2 separate regions of the Homo sapiens genome follow, and region 1 is linked to region 2. The links are chromatin loops, found by intact Hi-C in ENCODE. Cell type or tissue: PC-3. All regions are shown on one strand.

The links. Peaks named below come from ENCODE experiments on the same cell type or tissue, not always from the same donor. Only the 100,000 strongest peaks of a DNase experiment are listed, where the experiment ranks them.
Region 1: it touches region 2 in a loop (7-fold over the local background); 1 of 110 quality-filtered maps calls a loop at or near these places.

Annotation. Positions count from the first base shown.
Region 1 is chr14:51,902,847-51,907,846 of GRCh38, reverse strand. All of the region lies in intron 2 of GNG2 (G protein subunit gamma 2), which reads right to left. Among named protein-coding and RNA genes, the nearest start is that of GNG2, 45 kb to the right of the region's middle. In PC-3, no CTCF peak of the experiment used is centred here; a DNase peak (open chromatin) is centred at 1,916; H3K27ac peaks cover 1,664 bases.
Region 2 is chr14:51,821,915-51,826,914 of GRCh38, reverse strand. LOC101927598 (a long non-coding RNA gene) reads right to left here. Exons shown (of 8, transcript XR_002957605.2): 7 at 4,532-4,611; 8 at 1,896-1,930. It also overlaps a transcript of GNG2 not described here. Among named protein-coding and RNA genes, the nearest start is that of GNG2, 36 kb to the left of the region's middle. In PC-3, no CTCF peak of the experiment used is centred here; a DNase peak (open chromatin) is centred at 3,014.

The sequences.
Region 1 (5,000 bases), 81 kb before region 2:
AAAGACCAGCAACTAAAGTTAGTGTAGGGTATTCTGTTCTCTCCTCAGGAGGATACCACTAATGATGAGGAGAGGGGGACTGAATCCAAGGGACATCACCGGGATCATAGGATCCAGAAATCAAATTTGGTTATCAAACCTTCAAATGAAAATCCTTTGGTTTAAAAAAGACTTCTACCTTTTCTATCTGACCCAATCAAATTGTTACATTATTGAGACAGGCAGTGGTTCAAATTAAATGTCACAGAAGAACACCCTGACAATGAGAAAAGGAGAGAACACTGGGAAAAGCTGTCCATTGTTTCCTTGCTAAAGGCAATCTCTGATGAAAGAGGAATGGACTCCTTTTCAATACAGGTTTAGTTTTGCTGAACACCAAATGCAGAGAGGGAAATGAATTCTCACTGCAGAAATTCTTCTGCTATTACCGTTGTTATACTTCTACTTAAGACCCTTAATTTCAATGCTTTTGAATCCAGCCATAAATATCTGTTCAAATAGTTGTAGGATGATTTATTTTCTGTTTAAAATGGTTTGTACATGTATTTTTATATAACTAAAAAATGTCTGAATGAATCAGCACTTCACAAATCAATGACAGGTCAGAGGAGCATGGCCAGCATGTCTGGAAGGAACCAATTTCTCCCATAGCACCATCAATTCATTGCTAGCTCGGTCCAAGGAGACTTGGCAGTGGCTGTCAGCCTGAATAAAATCCAGGAGCCGTCATGCCTGTGCTGCCAGCGTGGCTTAGTGATAAAGTCACGGAGTCCCTGTAAAAGATTCTCCAGCGGCCGGGCACGGTGGCTCATGCCTGTAATCCCAGCACTTTGGGAGGCCAAGGCAGGCGGATCACGAGGTCAGGAGATCGAGACCATCCTGGCTAACACGGTGAAACCCCGTCTCTACTAAAAATACAAAAAATTAGCCGGGTGTGGTGGCGGGCACCTGTAGTCCCAGCTACTCGGGAGGCTGAGGCAGGAGAATGGCGTGAACTCTGGAGGCGGAGCTTGTAGTAAGCCGAGATTGCGCCACTGCACTCCAGCCTGGGCGAAAGAGCAAGACTCCGTCTCAAAAAAAAAAAAAAAAGAGATTCTCCAGCAGGCTGCATGCAAAATATATTCTACACACATATGTTCTATTTTCGTGATTATAGGGAGATGCCAGTGTGACAGATCAATTGCAAATTCATTTAAAAATACTGTACAATTAATAGCTTTCTCAACCAATGGATATTAAAAGTACATCTCTTATCCTATAATGTATTGAGATTTATAAAATGCTTTTAAAAAGAAATCTTTTCCAATTCAAAGTGTTGGGAATTATTGTTCTAGAGATGCCAATGCAAGGTTAAAAAATTCTTATTCTTCACTAAGATATAATGGCATTCTAATCCAGTTTTACCACTCTGTAAAAGTAAAAACTCAGTAAATTGATTAAACCAAATCATGCTTCAGGAATAAATTTACATTTACAGAATACTAATTTTAAACAAAAAAAGAGAATAGGCTCATTATATATCAGTAAGTATGGTACATAAAATGTATCACAATGTCTTCATTCCTAGTAGGTTTTTTAAAAAAACAAAGCTTAATATGAAATAGTTAAATAAAGAAGGAGGCAGGAGGAAAGGGGCAGGGCCCCTGAGGGTCAGGTGGTAGGAAAGGCAGAGAGTAAAAATTCTTGCCTCATTTGGGAAGCCCAGATTCTAGCAACTTCTGTGCAATAAAGTGATAGCAATAGTCCCCTGAGTTTATTAGCTGAGAAGGGTGAAGAAGGAAAATGCTATCTGTTTCAGTTCTCTGTTGTACCGAAGGGTACCCTGTGTATTAGTCTGTTCTCATGCTGCTAATAAAGACATACCCAAGACTGAGTAATTTATAAAGGAAATGACTCACAGTTCTGCACGGCTGGGGAGGCCTCAGGAAATTTACAATAACGGCATAAGTGGAAGCAAACACATCCTTCTTCACATGGCAGCAGCAAGGAAAAGTGCCGAGTAAAATTGGGGAAAGCCCCTTATAAAACCATCAGATCTTGTGAGAACTCACTAGCTATCATAACAACAGGATGGGGGAAACTTCCCCGATGATTCAATTATTTCCACCTGGTCCCTCCCACAACACGTGGGGATTATGGGAACTACAACTCAAGATGAGATTTGGGTGGGGACACAGCCAAACCATATCACCCTGCCAAAGAATATCCCCTCTGTTGCCATGGTTGACTTCTATGGCAAATTCAGCTTCTGCTCTTTTGGAACTTGTCTTGTCATTCAGACTGAAAGAGTAAAGGTAACTAAGGTGGATCTAAGGTGCCTAAATTTATTTTTATTTTTTCACTGTTAATCTAAAGGTATGGTCAGAAAAGCTCAGCCAAACCATGTAGTGAGGTATTTAGGATGAAAATTTTATTGCAATTTTAACACAGATGATCATTTTTATTTTCAAGATACTTATCTACTGTAGTTTTCGTTTATATGGTAAACAGAAAATATAAACCCCCTTAAAGATTGAAAACCACAGCTATCTCACAATAAAAACGTAAAACAAATATACTTCCACAAATAATTCTTTCAAATATTATTGAATCTTAAGTGTCTAGGAAGCAAGAATAGACTTTTCTCAAGATTGGAGCCACAGTGAAAGGTAAATAGTTATTTGGGACAAACTATTTCCAATCCCTGAGTGATGGGGTGATTCAGGAGCATGGATGCAGCGAGCCAACCAAGTCAGAAGTTGCAGAGAATATAAACTCCTCCATCTCCCACAATTCCTCACACTCACATAACAAGAAACTGACACTAAAAAATATTCAATACAATGGCAAAAGAAAAAATATTTTTAAGTGTAGATATATTTCCATTTACATTTATCTGTCAAGATCTGTCAGAACCTACATATCCAAACCGTAATGTCCTGTGTGTCCCCAGCTGACTGGGCAATCAGGCAGACGTAGCGACTGTTTGAAGATGTCTCATATATCAATGGGCACAAAGTGCTTTCCGAAGAATAATTTTTTAAAGAAATGAAGCTGATCGACAACTTGCTAAGACACAAATATGACACCGAAAACTCAACTTGAATCTCACAATGGGTGTGGACACAAACACCTTTAGTCTTGATGTTGCGCTTGTTTTTGGAGCATGAGTGAGTCAAAAAGCTTGAAGTTTGGTATTAAAATATTTTTAATCATTGCATCTAGTTTCCCTCTTTCTCAACACTAGAGTGAAAGGGGTATATATACAGAGCAGTTACATCAGTCTGTGAAGCCCAGGCCCCTGCACAGATCATGCTGCAGCTGCCTTAGCTGGGAGTGGGTGGGCCAGGGCAGTTCATCCCAACAACATCTCCGTATGGTGCTCTGAGTAACCCCAAGTGAATCCCTCTCTGTAAAGAATTCTAACACATCCTATGCAAGATGGTAAGGCACTTTTACTATTCTTTGCCCCTCCTTTCTCTCTCTTCCTAGGTTCTGAGGCAGAGGCTAAAATTCATTTCCCAGGCTCCCTTGCAGCTACGGTACAGGTACACACTCAGGCTCCTGCCAGACCCTGAACTGGAAGCTGGTAATGTGGAGAATCAGTGATGGTACATGTGGGTGTGATGGCAGCTACTCTGGGCTTTCAGAGACAGCTGTGGCAGCAATTCCAGTGGCAGTTTTTGAGCACCCAGGGTCAGGTGTCGGCTGTGTGAGCTGTGGTGTTTGCATCCAATAGAGGCAGGCGAGGTACCTTCTTAGGATCAGCTCTGTGGTGTGATTTGAGTGTTATTCTGTCTACCCATCCTGCATGTCTGAAGATTCTCTAGCTCTCCTGAGATTCTCTGAGCATTGCATGCCTTTTGAGAAATTCCTTCTATGGTAAAGTTCACCAAAGCTGCTGACTACTGCTTTTATAAGAATGCCCATGGTGGATACAGCTTGGGAACAGAACAAAATTCTCTGAGGTTGGAGTCCTTGTTATTTGCAGCAAAGGTTATTTGATTAGGATTTGGGTCACAGCTACCCTGTCACTGTCTGAGTTCTTCCCAAACCATAGAGTTGGTGGTGGTTTTCATTTTCTGACCTTGCAGGGACACAAGGGAAAATATTGAGTACATCTGTGAAAGTCCCTGCCATCTTCTAAGGATTTATCGTGCAGGTCTATGCTACTCAAATAATGATATTCTTCTTGATCTTAGAGGAAAAAAAGAGAATTGAAAAACTCCAGAAAAGACTGGAAATCGTAGAGGTCTGGAACTGTGTGTGTTCACTGCCATAGGGAAAGTATTTTTTTAAAATAATACAATAACCCAAAAACAGATTTCTTTCTGCCTTGCCCAAGATTTTGAACATCACCAATAATATTTGAGCAGCTGTGAGCACATAAGTCCACGCCCTTGCTCAAACCACATATTAAATATAATCAATTCTTGTTATTCATGGTAGTTATGTTCTATAAATTGCCAAAAACACAGAGCATTGCATCTAGCAAAAATATGGGGTTAGGTTGCTTGGAGCCTCTGTTAAACATTTTGGTCAACCAATCAACATATAACCTTGTTTTCTGTGTGCTTCTGTTTAAAAGACATCTTATTTAATATCTATTGTTGATTCATTAACATTAAACTGGAGGTAAATATAATCACTTGAAATGATTACATATGAAATATATCATTTCAAATATAAAGCATTATATTTCACTGAACTATTGGGTATGTAAATTGCTTGTAGTTTTTACTATTATAAATAGCTCTACTGTAAACAATTTTAAAGAAAGTTTTCATTTTCTTTACCATCATTTCCTGAGGATAAATACCCCAAACAGGTTGAAGAAAGTAAGTATCCCTGATTGCTTATAATAAACTAAGTAGGTCCTTTCAGAAAGTGATGACTAGCTTTCCTGTTTCCACAATAGTTCTCCTGCATTGAATTTTTCTTTCTCCTGCATTGGATTTTATTTTATTTTTCCTTCTTTTTGAGATGAGGTCTCCCTCTGTTACCCAGGTTGGAGTACAGTG
Region 2 (5,000 bases):
GGAGAAAACCTCATAGCCATCTCATTCTGTGCCTAATCCCAGCTGTGCTTATTTATGGGTCTTTTAACTTATCCTTGGTTTCTCTTTTCTCTCCTTCACTGATAATTCCAAAACTTCACCATTCTAATTCACCCTTTTGAACTCTTCAGCTGACCTCATCTCCTACTTCAGCAAGTAACGTTGGTCCCATCAAGTGTGATTTCTTTCTATATTTTACTCCATCCAAATAACTAGTTTATCTGTAGCCACACCCTTGCTTCCCTCTTATCCCTTCATCTCAGAGAATGAGGTGTTCCTGTTTCAGGTCAATGCCTCCATTCCGCCACCCACATCACTGCACTCAGCATGATTAATGGCATGTATACAGTTGTTCTCAATACTCACGAGGTGGGGTATTGGTTCTGGAGACCACCCCTGCCTCCCAACCACCAATACCAAAATCTGCAGATGCTCAAGTCCCTGATGGAAACTGACTTAAAATTTGCATATAATCTATGCACATCCTCCAACGACTTTAAATAATCTCTAGATTACTTATAATACCTAATGCAAAGTAAATCTTATGTAAATAGTTGTTATATTTTCTTTTCAAAATTTGTATTTTTAAAATTGTTGTCATTTATTTATTTAATATATATTTTTGATCCCTGTCTGGGAACCCACAGATAGGAAGGGCCACAGTACCTTCAGCCATCCGCTCTTGCTGGCTCTGCATGCTCTCCTGCAACCCTCAGCCTCACTAGACTCTAACTCTCCCCCTTTTCCTATCACCCTCTCATATACATGACAGCATCATTTCTCAGTTCTTGCTGCCCACTGATGGCTGATTCAGAAGGAGGAGTAAATCCTTCCAGATGCCTCTTTTAAAGGCTTTTTAATTTGGTATTCAGAATTAAGATCTTTCTCTCTCTCTTTCTTGCCATGTAAAAAGGGGACTCTGCTCATGCTGTCAACAGCTCACTTCTATTTATTTCTGGAACCCAGCTTCTTTGCTCAGTATGCTAGGCACTAATGAGAAAGTTGCCTCAGTAGCATAAAGCATTATATTAGTGATGCTTTTGCTTCCAACACGTATTTACCACTCAACAAAGGCAGGCACATAGCTCTTGTCAGAACAATGAAAAAGCAACAAATCCAGCAACCCTTTGGGAAACCAGTTGTCTGGGGATTTGAGGGTCTCCCATCCACATGGTGACAGCTCCAGCAAAGGCAGGAAAGAAAATCACACATACACACATAAAGGAAAATGACAAAAACACAAACAGGAAACAGAGTACAAGAAGGAACAAGGCAGAGAGAAGAGTGTCTGTGTAGTTTTGTCTGCTCAACTAATACAGTTTAATAAAATTTTGTATAGGAATTGTGCTCACATTATTAGTACTGTGGCCCACCTGTCAGATTAGATCTCCAGTTCTAGGTGATATGTAGTGGATTTCTTCCACTGTGGCTTTGAGAACATTAACATTAGTTTAAAACAGAGTGCTACCATTGCTTCTTTTTAAAAACATTTCAACTTTTATTTTAGATACAGAGGATACATGTGCAGATTTGCTGCATGGGAATGTTGTGTGACGCTGAGGTTTGGAGTACGAATCCCATCACTGCTGTTGCTTCTATTCAAAATACAAAGTAGGGCTTGGTGCGGTGGCTCACGCCTATAATCCCAGCACTTTGGGAGGCTGAGATGGGCAGATCACTTGAGCCCAGGAGTTAGAGACCAGCCTGACCAACATGATGAAACCCCATCTCTACCAAAAATACAAAAAAAAAAAAAATTGCTGTGTGTGGTGGCACACCTGTAAGTCCCAGTTCCTCAGGAGGCTGAGGCCAGAGGATGGGTTGAGCCCAGGAGGTGAAGGTTACAGGAGGTGAAGGTTACAGGAGCCGAGATTGCACCACTGCAATCCAGCCTGGGTAACAGAGCCAGACCCTGTCTCAAAAAACAAAAACAAAATACAAAGTATGTCAGGAGGAATAATTGAGGTAGCTTAGGTATTAATTTTCCTCATAGTATATTTAATAGTAAATATATTCATATAAAATTATATATTATACATATTATAATATTAAATATTGTATTTATATAAAATTTCTTATTTTGACATAATATAGAAACAGTATCAAAAGCATGATGCATAAAAGAAATAATAAATTGGACCTTATCAAAGTTAAAAGACTTTTGTGCTTCAAAGGACACCATTAAGAAAATGAAAGGATGGACCATAGACTGAGAGAAAACATTTTCAAATCATAATCTGATACAGAACTTGTATTCAGAATATATAAAGAACTCTTACAACTCAATAATTTAAAAAAAACCTTTTTTAAGTGGGCAAGAGATATGAACAGACATTTCATCAAAAAAGATATAGGAATGGAAGTAAAAGCATGAAAATATGTTCAATATCATCAGTCATTAGGATAATGCAAACAAAAACCACGATGAGATGCCATTCTACACCCAGTAGAATGGCTATAATCAAAAAGACAGACAATACCACATGTTGATGAGGATGTGGAGGAATTGGATGCTTTGTGCATTGCTGGTAGGAATGTAAAATGATACAGCTTCTTTGAAAAACAGTTTGGTGGTTTCTTATTTTTTTTGTCTTTTTTTCTTTTTTTTTTTTTTTGAGACAGAGTTTTGCTCTGTCACCCAGGCTGGAGTGCAATGGCAAGATCTCGGCTCACTGTAACCTCCGCCTCCTGGGTTCAAGTGATTCTTCTGCCTCAGTCTCCCAAGCAGCTGGGACTACAGGTGTGCACCACCACACCTGGCTTTTTGTATTTTTAGCAGAGACGGGGTTTCACCATATTGGCCAGGCTGGTCTTGAACTCCTGACCTCGTGATCTGCCTGCCTCGGCCTCCCAAAGTGCTAGGATTACAGGCGTGACCCACTGCACCCGGCCTGGTGGTTTCTTAAAAAGTTAAACAAACTTATTGTATGACCCAGCAATTCCACTCCCAGGAATTTTTACAAGAGAAAAAAAACACCTGTACAACATAAAGACACAGATGTGAATGTTCATGGGAGGATGATTCATCATAGACCAAACTGGAAACTTTCCAAATATCCATCAGCTGGAGAATTGACCAACAAAATATGGTAAATCCATACAGCAGAATAATATTCAACAATTGAAATGAAAAAACTACGGATTCAGACTACAACAGAGGTGAAGGTCAAAAACATTGTGCTACGTGAAGGAGGCCAGATATACAAAACAGCATATCGTATGTATGATTCCACTTACATGAAGTGTTCAGGAAAGGCAATTTGTAGAGACAGAAACAGGTCAGCGTTTGCCCAGGGCTGGGGGTGGGAGCCAGGATTTACTACACACAGGCGTGAGGATACATTTTGAGGTGACAGAAATGCTCTAAAGCTGGATTATTTTATTTATACCTCAATAAAAACTATTTTAAAAAGTTAACAGCTCACAGTTCTTTAAATCGCCAGTGAACAAAATTTCCATTTGTAATCACTATTTTAAAAACATGGGTAAAGACAACACTCTGAGAGAAGAGGCTCTTGGGGGCTTTGAGTAGTTCATGCCAGTGGTCAAACTGTGCTTGACCAGACTGCTACAAGAAACTGGCTTTAACACCCAGATTGAGAAGTCTGCATTTCTCTGTTCTCACTTCTTCCCAAGGTGAGAAAAGCCAGGGACCTGGACAAGCCACAAATCAAAACAACATTCTTGAAAAACAAGGCAGCTAACTCATTTTTTGCCTGGTGCCAGTTCATTTTGCCAGCATATATGTTATTATAATTCAAGCTTGCCTCATTCATCCTTAAGGGTCATCAGACAACCCAGAATGAATGCAGTTGCAGTATTTTCTTGTCAGGGATTGTACTGAAAGGTGCGTGTGCAGCACCAACACCATCCTCTGCACGAGCATCTCTCATGTGCAAGGCAATGAGCCAGGCTTGTGGGCGTGAGGAGGTGACACAGGCTCTGTGCTCAAGGAATTTGTAACCTGGCTGGAAAAGCAAGCTGAGAAATAGTCATTAGGAAACAACTAGTAAATGATAAGAAAACGTTGTAAAATCAAGTTGAAAACCTCAAAATGTAACACAAAGGAGTTGCACTACAATATGGTTTGAGTTGCTACCAGCTTGAATATTCTACTGTTTTTTTGGAGAAAAATCTTGGTTGTTTGTATAGGCTGTGTAGCCACATAGGCTGTGGCTGGGTAACTTAAGGATTTGTTATGTTTCTGTGACAACTACTTATTTAGTGATGCTTTTTGGTCTGTTTCATAAATTGCATGAATTACAAGATTGTTTCATTTCTAAGTCAAGATCTCATCAGTAAAGCTGAGCCAAGGTGTGTGTGTGTGTGTGTGTGTGTGTATGTGTGTGTGTGTGCAGCTGCAATATATTCCGTCTCCCTCTCTCTTTTCTTTTTTTCTTGTATGCCCTCGGTTATGCATGGCAATGCTGATATTATGAGAAATAAAGTCATTATGTTATAACTAAAAAGGGAACAAGGTAAATTTCCCAGGACCGTGCATACGGTAGCTTACCTTGGCCTACCAAAGCAAAGCAGAGGTCCTTGGCAAGTGGTGCTAGGTCTTATACTTGAGTTTCCAGACAAAATCCAGATCTGTTAACCAAAGGCAGACAAACGTCACATGTCCTGACACTCTTGGTCTACACCCGTGGTGAAGGAAATGGCCTCATTAGTGATTCCTCTCCTATTGAAAAGTCACCCCAACTTTTGAGTAAACTTATGAACTGCACACATTAATAAGGCAGCCTAGGATTTTGCAGACAAACTTGCATTCCATTTATAAAAAGTTTTTATATTCTTTAAAACATTTAGCAATTTGCAGAGAAATGAGTCATTGTTTAACACAGGGTCAGGATTGAGGTCTGGGTATGAAATGATGCAAATTAAAATCACATCTTCCCCATCTGCTCTCTCTCATTCCCATCTCATTGTATTTATAGACCTCCAAAGAAATGTAAGTGGCAACATCATATCTAGGCATT